Linked DNA regions of Mus musculus: region 2 is linked to region 1. A link is a loop called in an ENCODE intact Hi-C map of the cell type or tissue named here. Cell type or tissue: gastrocnemius. All regions are shown on one strand.

Region 1 (5,000 bases):
TCCAGCCTTCCTTGCATTTCGCTTTCTAGTGGTCTTGGAGTTGGAGAGAGGATTCATGCATGAGAGAGAGAGAGAGAGAGAGCCACAAGCTGCCCATTAAGTACAGCTTCAAGTCCAGAACAAGTGTGCACCCTGGGTTACATAAATAACAGACTTCTATGCCCATCTCACAGGGCTATAGGAATAACATCCATGAAAGTCCTTGGGGAAGGATAGGAAGGAGGTAGAATTATCCCTCATCGGTGAGGGGAAACTGAGGACCTAAGGTATAAACAGATGGCTGCTGTAGCTCTCCCTCCCCTTCCGCCAGCCTTAGAACAGTATGGGGCAGCTCTCTCAGGAGGCGGGAAAGGGGCTGTGCCTCCAGTCTCACTCCCTCTGCGAGGCCCCCAGGGATCCTTGAGGATTCTTTGTTTCAATAATATTTTTACTCTTTAAATTTTTCACGCATGTATTTTGATTCTATCCACCCCCTGTGCCTCTCAACCCATTTTTCTCCAATTTCATGTCAGACCATCATTGTCGTCATCATCGTCATTGTCATCATCCTGAGTTCAGTTACCTACTAGAGTGTCAGCAACCTGCCAGGCTCCACAGCTCCAAAGACAGTGACTCTGTCTCGCTCAGCCACCGTCAACTGCCAATAGCTCCCTACTAGGGGTGGGACCCCATGAGCCCCTCTCCCATCTGCACTGGAAATTTCACAGACTTGATACTGTGACAGGGTCAGGCAGGGAGCCATGGCCACTGTAAGCTGATGTGGGCAACAGCCGTGCCACGCCCAGAAGTCAGCTGTCATTAACAGCTCTCCGCCCCATCCTCCATCTCTTGCAGCTTCCCTGTCCCCTCTTCCATGATGTCCCTTGAGCCTTGGATGGGAGACATTGATATTGATGATACCCGTGTATAGCTGGGTACTCTTAACATGAGAGTTGGGTGTACACTCCTGGTCTCCCTAAGGTGGTCGCCCCACAATCTCGCAGGAACCTTGTAGGAGATGACGTGTTACCCCCCCCAACTCGCTCCTACAGTAATAATGGACCCTTCTGGTGTCTTTCTCACCTCTACCCCACAGACCTGGCCCCACTTTTGCAGAGCCCCGATGGGAACTGGATGACCTTGAAGGACGGTAGTAGACAGCCCCCAACCCGCCTGCTGACCAAACCGAAGAGTGGGACCTTTCAGGCCCTGGAGGTGGCGTCCAGTGTGACGTCTGCCTATGATGAGATCGGTTCCGACAGTGAGGAAGACTTTGATTACAGCGAAGCCTTGAGTAAGCTGTGCCCACCGTCCCAGAGCAGGCTCAAGCAACCCCAGCCTCAGCCTACACAGGCCCAGAGTTCTGGCCAAGGTCCCTTAGCCACCTCTCCCTCAAACCCTGAGGCCATGTGCTCGGATTCAGAGACATCTTCCACCAGCTCATCTCGGGAAGCTGGCTGCCGGGCTAAGCTGTCCTGGCTGCAGAGGAAGGCCCCCAAGAACCCCGCAGTGGAGAAGATGCCCCTCCAGGGAGAACTGGACGTCAATTTCAACCCTCAGGCAGCCGGTGGAGAGACTTCCGACAGTAGCGATCCAGAGGAGACCCTCCGCACTGCAGAGCGCCGGGCCAGGAGGTGGAGAAGGGCACGAGTGGGCCCCGAGGAGTCAAACAGGGGTCTGCCTTCACCTGGTGCCCATCCACGGGCACTGCACACGGCTCAGGTAAAGAAACCCGCAAGCACACAGATATTTTGAAAGTAGGATGACCCTTCTCTGCGCATAGTACCCAAGAGAGCCTGGGTTTGGGCTCTGCTGTCTAAGATTCTATTGGTCTTGCGGCCAAGCGCACCCTGAGTTGTCACTTGGGCTCGCCTCTCTGGAGGCTTCCATGTGGGTGCTGTGTCTCTTGAGCTTGACCAGAACATCAACGGCAGGCACAGGTGGTAGGGGGCTTCTTCAGTTCGTGGTGGACAGAATGCAGAGAAAAGGAACACGGGAGAGAGCGGGGGCGGGGGAGGCAGGGCTCGAAAGAGGGCTCGGTTGGAAAAGGGTTCACTGTGTGAGCTTGAAGACCCGAGTTCAGTCACCGCCTACAGAAAAAGCCAAGCATGGTGGCACACACTTGCTATTCCAGTGCTGGGAAGACAGAGACAGGGACAGAGACAGACTCCTCACAGTCACCACATGGCCAGCCTTACCTATTCAGTGAGCCCCAGGCCAGTAAAAAAAAGGTGGATGCCACCTGAGGAACAGCATCTGAGGTTAATCTCTGGTATCTATATTTTCATCACACACACATATACCTTCACACACACAACCATCTCTAAGGACGATTTGTGTCTGCTTTCAACTCTCAGGTCGTGCGTTGTCAGTGAGGAAAGCCATAGCCCGGGGAGCTCAGATGGAAGGAACCTGGAGGCAGGAGCTGATGCAGAGGCCATCCCTGGCTTGCTCCTCATGGCTTGCTCACCCTGCTTTCTCATACAACCTAGGACCACTGACCCCGGAGTGGCACAGTGAGCCGGGCCCTCCCACATCAATCATTTACCCAAACGATGCACCATAGCCTTGTCCACAGGGCAATCTAGAGAGGGATTTTCTCAAGTGAGATTTGCTCTTCCCAGATGACTCTAGCCTGTGTCAAGTTGACAAAATAAAAGCAATGGTCTGGCCTGGTGACCATGACAACACCAGGTAGGGAGGAGCCAGAGGCCAGCCAGAAGGCGCCCTTTACCCTCCTTTCCTCCTCTGGAAGGACTTGAGCAAGTAGCAGTACCCTCTCATCGCCACTAGGTGGCGATGCTGCTACGCTGTCCGGGTGTTCAGATCTTCAGTTTCCTTTCATAGGGCAGTTCTCACTTCTGCCTCCTCCTGAAAATAAGACACCCCAGGTTGAAATGAAATAAAAATTTCATATTTAAACTGTTACTTCAGAAAAAATATAAATAAACATAAGACAAAGCAAGTGACATACTATAATATACAAATATTAAATATTTATATTTGTATAAATATTGTGTCATAATATACATACAAAACTATAATATACAGATATTAAAGCATCCCAGTGGCGTTTACTGCCAGGCAAGGTAGCACATGTCACTGATTCCAGTACTCCAGAGGCATAGGATAATGTATCAGAGGCTAACCTGGACTACATAGCGAGTTCTGGTCTAGCCTAAACCACCTAATAAGAAACCACACACATCCCCATCCCAGAAGACAGACGTGGCTGAAGAGATGTCTCAGCAGTTAAGAACACTTGCTTCTCCTAAAGAGCACCTGGATTTAGTTCCCAGCACCCACATCAGGCAGCACACAGGTGCTTGTAACTCCAGTTCCAGAAGATCTGACGCCCTCTTTCTCTGCACTGAGGGCACAGGCACATACGTAGTGCACATACAGACAAAGAGTCACAAATAATTTAAAATAAAATAAAAATGAACAAATTAACTCATTGCTATGCCCCCTCCCCCACCAAGTGACTAAAGGTGTATTTTGTGTGAGGCCGTTTTCTTAGTTTGGGTTTCTGTTGCCATGATGAAACGCCATGACCAAAAGAAAACTGAGGGAAGGGTTTATCGGCTTACACTCCCACGTCCCTATTCATCATGGAAAGAAGTCAAGACAGGAACTCAAACAGGGCAGGAACCTGGAAGTATGAACTGGTGGGAAGCAGTGGAGGGGGGCTGCTTACTGGCTTGCTCACATGGCTTGCTCAGCCTGCTTTCTTACAGAACCCAGGATCACCAGCCCAGGGATGGCCCCACCCACAGTGGACTGGGCCCTTCCCCATCAATCACTAATTAAGAAAACACCTTACAGGCTCGCCCACAGCCCCATGTTATGGAGGTATTTTCTCAATCGAGGTTCCCATTTTCAGATGACTTGCTTGTGTCACATGGACACACATAAAACTATCAAGTACGGCCGTCTTTGTGTGCTCATATAGACACAGTAGACTTAAGACTGTAACTCAGCAAGTCTGTCCGTGTCTGGCATCATGCTGTCTGTCCATCTTCCACTTCTCTCTAACTCGGAGAGGTTGGCCCACACCCATCTGGGCATTCCAAGTGCAAAAGCTTTCAGGAAGAGAGTGTTCCACGAACAGGGCATCAGCTCCCCCAGAGTGCAGGCCAGGAAGAATACACCATCTGTAGAAAAGTTAAAACTGGGGTCTGGGGAGATAGCCGAGTGGGTAAAGTGCTTGCCTTGCACCCGCGTCTCATCCCGGAACATGTGTAAAACTGCAGGCATGGTGGGTGGTACAGGTTTGTCATCCCTGCGTTAATGAGGCAGACAGATCGCTGGGCTCACTTGCCTGCTAGCAAACTCCAGGCCAATGGGAGACACACACACACACACACACACACACACACACACACACACACTTAAAACAGCAATAAACACATTAAAAGCCTTTTGGAAAGATTATTTCCTTAATTATCATATATGTGAGTGTGGGCTTGTTCACATGAGCATAATGACCAGACGTGGGTATTGGGAACCAGATTCACGTCCTCTGCGAGGACAGGAAGCACTCTTAATCGCTGGACACCTGCAGTCCTCAAATGCTGTCTTGTGTCAACGCCTCCTGCCAGTCACAGACAATTCTAAACTACAGTGATGGTGACAAACTCCAGCAGACTGAGTGGTTTTCCAAACCCCACTCGGGTGCCACTGGCTCATCCCTGTCCCACAGTGATGGGTGTGCAAAGATATTACCCACACTTCCAGGCTGCAGACAGGCCCACAGAGTGTCGCTGTGCAAACTTTAAAGGGCTGTCAAATTAAGCTCTCAGACCTCGTAGCTATTTACACAGCCATGACAGCGACAGCGTATGTGTGCATTTCGCGCTTGTCAACAGGGACACTGGCAGTCTGTTCAATTCCTGCCAATTCTGTGTGAGGAAAAGAAAAAAAAACAAAACAAAACACAAAACTTTGTTAGTTAACATTTGTATGGTTTCCACTGAGATTGTTTCTTCCCTAGTTTTAACACTGTCCCCATTTTTTCTCCT
Region 2 (5,000 bases), 160 kb after region 1:
CCTGTCAGAAATGAAGCTGGAGGGACCGGAGAGATGGCTCAGTGGTTAGGAGCACTGGTTGCTCTTGAGAGGATCCATCTGCACTCACGTGCACATATCCATACACAGACACATAATTAAAAATAACAAAAAAAATAATGTGTCTTAAAAAAATAAGGTAGAGAGTAATGGAGGGAGACACCCAAGGTCGATCTCTGGCCTCCAGATGCATATATACACAGCACAATGCACACACACATGCACACATATACACACATGCTTGGGCATACACACACACACACACACACACACACACACACACACACACACACATATACACACAGACACACACAGTTTACTTATATGCATAGATAGGAAACCAAAATATTTTTCTCATGTGGATGTGTGTGTGTGTGTGTGTGTGTGTGTGTGTGTGTACCTGTCTGGAAAGCAGAAGGAAGGGTTTTCTTTGTGGGGAGGACAATGAATGACAGAGGAATCAGGAGTCAGGAATGGAAAAGAGGGAGCTGAGGAGGGCAAATGTCACACAAGTACAACGGTGACATGTATGACCATCATCGTGAGATCTGTTTCTTGTTTATTTTATTTATTTATTTATTTATTTATTTATTTTAGTTTTTCGAGACAGAGTTTCTCTGTGTAGCCCTGGCTGTCCTGGAACTCACTCTGTAGACCAGGCTGGCCTCAAACTCAGAAATCCACCTGCCTCTGCCTCCCAAGCGCTGGGATTAAAGGCGTGCGCCACCACGCCCGGTGTGAGATCTGTCTCTTTGTGCCCTGAGAGAAGATCTATTTCTCAACTTTCACCTTCCTGCTGTTGAAGTTCAACCTCACTGAAGACACTGGCCTCATTCCCAGGCACCAGGACTATTGCAAGCTTCTTTCCTTGTTCACTAAGAAACCCTTTCCCTCTGTGAGATGGCTCAGCAGTTAAGAGCATCGACTGCTCTTCCTAAGGTCCTGAGTTCAAATCCCTGCAACCACATGGTGGCTCACAACCATCTGTAATGAGATATGGCACCCTCTTCTGGTGTCTAAAGACAGCTACAGTGTACTTATGTATAATAATAAATAAATCTTTAAAAAAGAAAGAAACCCTTTCCCATTTTAATTTTATTTCCCAACAGTATGTAGACAGAGCCCAGAGTGCAAATCGGCTGCAGTGTGTTCCCTTGCTCTGGGCGAGTAGCGTGCCTCCTGGGGCCAGCTTACATTTGCACAGCCCGCGTGCCGTTCTTCCACCTCCAGCTCTTGCTCTCTGTTGTCCTCTTTGCATCTTGCCCTTCAAGTGGGCCTGAGGTAGTTAGGTCTTTCAGAGATTGGGTGGCAGCCCCCCCCCCCCCAAATGCTTTCTGCAGCAGGAAGATGAGTGTCTTTCTGGGGCTGTTTGAATGATGTATTTGTGAGGGAGTACAGAAAAGATGATATTAACTTGAGGGACTTCCCATACTCTGTATTTAAAGGGAGCAATAATCAGGAGAGATTTGTACTTTCATATCACACTCATTCATTCATTCATTCATTCATTCATTCATGTGTGTATGTGTACTTGTATACATTCTACAGTGCACATGTGGGAATGAGAACAGCTTGTGGGGCCCAGGGGATTGGACTCAGGCTGCCAGGCTTAGAGGCAAGCCCTGGTTTCTACTGAGCCATGTCTCTGGCCCATACCTTAAAGTTCCAAAGCCATCTTCGAGCAAAGTCCTCCTCCCGGGCCATTATCTTTGAATAATGTTCAGAAGAGCTGTGAATTTCACGGGACAGTGTCTTCCTGAATGGTCTGCACCCCTGACATTTCCCATCTGACATCTGTATCATTGTGAGTGGGGTCCTATCCCTGTCTCAACAGAAGTGAAAAACTTTACACCGGAATGGTTCTGTCTGATGCCTGCACTAATAGCTCCCAGACAAAGCAAACAAACACAACCAAAATCCCAAACAATAAAACGTCCTCTATGAGACCTGGGGAGATGGCTCAAGTGGTTAAGTGTCTGCTCCTGCAGCCAGCAGACCCAGGTTTGACTTCCCATGTGACAGTTTTGTAACTCTAGTTCCTGGAGAATTCTTTGCCCTCTTGTGGCCGCTGTAGGTATTGCGTGTATCCCGCGCACGGAGCAAGTTTGTTTCTCCTGCTTTGTTAGCCAACATCATGAACTCCTGCAGTCTTTGACGAGATAAGCCGCCCTCCGGAGAGGCCCTCATGGCATGGGACTGGGTGGCCTTTAGTCAATTGCTAGAGAGAAAATGAGAACCTCTGTTGAAAGTCTTCAAGAAAGCAACTCCCAACAGCATCCTGTGAGTCTGGAAAAGATTTCTTCCCTAGCTGGTCTTCCCTAGCTCACTCATTGCGGGTGGAGATTGTCCTAATATTGTTTCAGTTTCAATTATAAAGTATCCAGACAAAAAGCAACTTAAGGGAGAAAGGGTTTAATTTCTGCTCACAACTCTAGGTTACATACCTTCCATCATTGTGGGGAAGGCAAGGCAGGAACTCAAAACTGCTGGTCACAAACAGCCACATCCAAGAACAGAGAGAAATGAATGTGTGCTTGCTTGCTTGTGCTTAGCTCAGTTTTCTACTCTCAAACAGTCCAGGATTGCCTGCCTAGGGAATGGTGCCACCCACTGAGGGCTGGGTCTTTCCTCATCACTTAACTCATTTGCAACGGTCCCCCATAGACATGCTCACAGACCAACCCGCTGTGAACAGTCCCTCATTGATTCTCTCTTCTCAGGTGACTCCAGGTTGTGTCACATTGCCAAAGCTAACCATCACAGGGCTCTTCTGGGACATTCTGAGCAGAGGCTCCAGCTGGGCTCCACCCATGCCCAACCCTGAAAGAATTGTGATACAACAGATACTTAGCTTAGCTGTGCAGTGTGTTGTGATAGAACTGGTGGTGGTCCAGTGTGGATACAGGGGCATGGGATTTCATTCCTCTTAGATAAAGGTCTAAAGGGTGGAATGGTGGCTTGGCATGGTGAGTATACTTTTCCACGTGCTCAGTGACATTCTCACATTCCATCTGGGGGTGTGAAGGTTGCCCTGGTCCATCAGCCTGCATCTCTGATCTTTTTTTTTTTTTTAATAGAATACCTTTTACTTATTTTTCAATAACTACACACATGTAAACAATGTATATTGGTCATATACACCCCTAACCATCCTCTCCATTCTTCCCTCCCCTGGACACTCCAATTCACTACCTCCCACTTTTTCTTCCAACCTCCTCTCTCTGTGTCTGTCTGTCTGTCTCTCTTCTCTCTCTGTCTCCACTGAGGCTAACTGGTGCTGCCCAGTGGAGTGTCCACTGATCCCCTTGGCTTGCTCTTGGTCAATAGCCACAGCTGTAGTGTGTTCATGGGTGTAGTGTCAAGTCCAGAGGACAACCCTCCTCCCATCTTTCCTCCCATCCCTCCTCCCATCCCTCCTCCCATTCCTCCTCCCCATCCTCCAGCTCTTACATTCTTTTTTTATTTTATCTTCTTCAATTTTATTTTATTTTGAGACAGGCTATCACTGTGTAGCCTGCCTGGCCAAGAACTTGCTGTATAGAAGACTGGCCTGAAACAGAGATTTGCCATCACACCAGGCAGCTCCTACACTCTTTGTGCCTCCTCCTACAGCCAGCCATTGGCAGAAAGTCCCATGTAGGGCTAGCCCTCAACACTCGCTTACTCTCAGCACATGGGCAGCTGTGAGTCTCCGCATTAAGTGCTCAGCACAGCACATCGAAGCTGCTTCTGGCCAAGGCAGAGGCAGCACCCATCTAGAGTATAAAACAAGCGTTTAGAAGGCCATGTAGCTTAGTAAAACAACAGCAGGCGGTTCCCCTCCATGGCTTGTGACACCCTGGAGTCTCTGACCGTTGACCAGGCCACAACACCAGGCCTGGGCCCCCTCCTGTGCAGAGGCCTCAGATCCAGCAGAGCAGCTACATTGTTCCCAGGGCTTTTTGACTTTCTTTTCTGATGGCTGGAACTGTATCTCACTGTGGTTTTTAATTTGCATTCACTTGATGACTAATGAGGGATAAACCTGTTTGAACCAGTTGTACAACCTGTTCAGAGTTTTGTTTTGCTTCCAAGAGAATTACGTCTTGTTTGTTGGTTTAATTGTGTGTCCTTGTTACCCTTGTAATTTGAGAAATATAGATGAAAAGGCAGGATTCCTGTCTTGAGGGAAATTCACAGAACAATCAACATGTCAACATAGTATTATATGTGAAATACAAAAGGGGGGTAGAGGACAGGGCGGAAGTGCGATGCTGGCAGGGGAGTCATTCAGAGTCTTCTTTGCTGACTCACGCAGTCGGTTGCACATGCTGCTGAGGAATAAACTAGAAGGGCACAGATTCCATTCTCTTAGGATTCGTTTCTTAAATCATGTGTGCATGTGTGCACACACATGTGCATACTTTCTATGAATGTGTGCACACACATATGCATGCTTTCTGTGAATGTGTGCACACACATGCATGCTTTCTATTCATGTGTGTGTGTGTGTGTGTGTGTGTGTGTGTGTGTGTGTGTGTAGACACAGGCATGCGTTCGTGCAGGGCACTGATCCCTGGAGCCAGAGTTACAGAGTTGAGTTGTAGGCAGTGGCTTCTGCTGCTGACTTGTATACTGTAAGCTAGCAGTCCAGTGAGCTTTTGGGTGATTCTCCAGTCTCTGCCTTCTATCTCACCAAGGAGGCATGCTTGACTTACAGATGTATGCTAACACACCTGGCTTAAATTCCCCCCAATCCCCATATCCCCACTGAGGCAGCGGTTCTCCATGTAGCCCTGGCTGTCCTGGAACTTACTTTGTAGACCAGGCTGACCTGGAACAGAGATCCATCTGCCCCTTCCTCCTGAGTGTTGGGATTAAAGGTGTGCACCACCACGCCTGGCTTGCTTTGGGTGTGTGTGGGGGTGGGAGGGTGGGGGGTGGTAAGGATTGAATTTAGATTCTCACATCGAAGGCTTTAGCCTGCTGAGCTATCTCTTGGC

Evidence for each region. A loop is a pair of places that touch in the nucleus more often than their neighbours do. Peaks named below come from ENCODE experiments on the same cell type or tissue, not always from the same donor. Only the 100,000 strongest peaks of a DNase experiment are listed, where the experiment ranks them.
Region 2: it touches region 1 in a loop (3-fold over the local background); 13 of 42 quality-filtered maps call a loop at or near these places.

Annotation. Positions count from the first base shown.
Region 1 is chr9:120,431,278-120,436,277 of GRCm38, forward strand. Myrip (myosin VIIA and Rab interacting protein) reads left to right here. Exons shown (of 17, transcript NM_144557.5): 10 at 1,076-1,701. Among named protein-coding and RNA genes, the nearest start is that of D830035M03Rik, 59 kb to the right of the region's middle. In gastrocnemius, no CTCF peak of the experiment used is centred here; a DNase peak (open chromatin) is centred at 2,754.
Region 2 is chr9:120,589,616-120,594,615 of GRCm38, forward strand. No RefSeq gene overlaps it. Among named protein-coding and RNA genes, the nearest start is that of Gm34323, 9.8 kb to the right of the region's middle. In gastrocnemius, a CTCF peak has its summit at 2,084 (motif pointing left); a DNase peak (open chromatin) is centred at 2,081.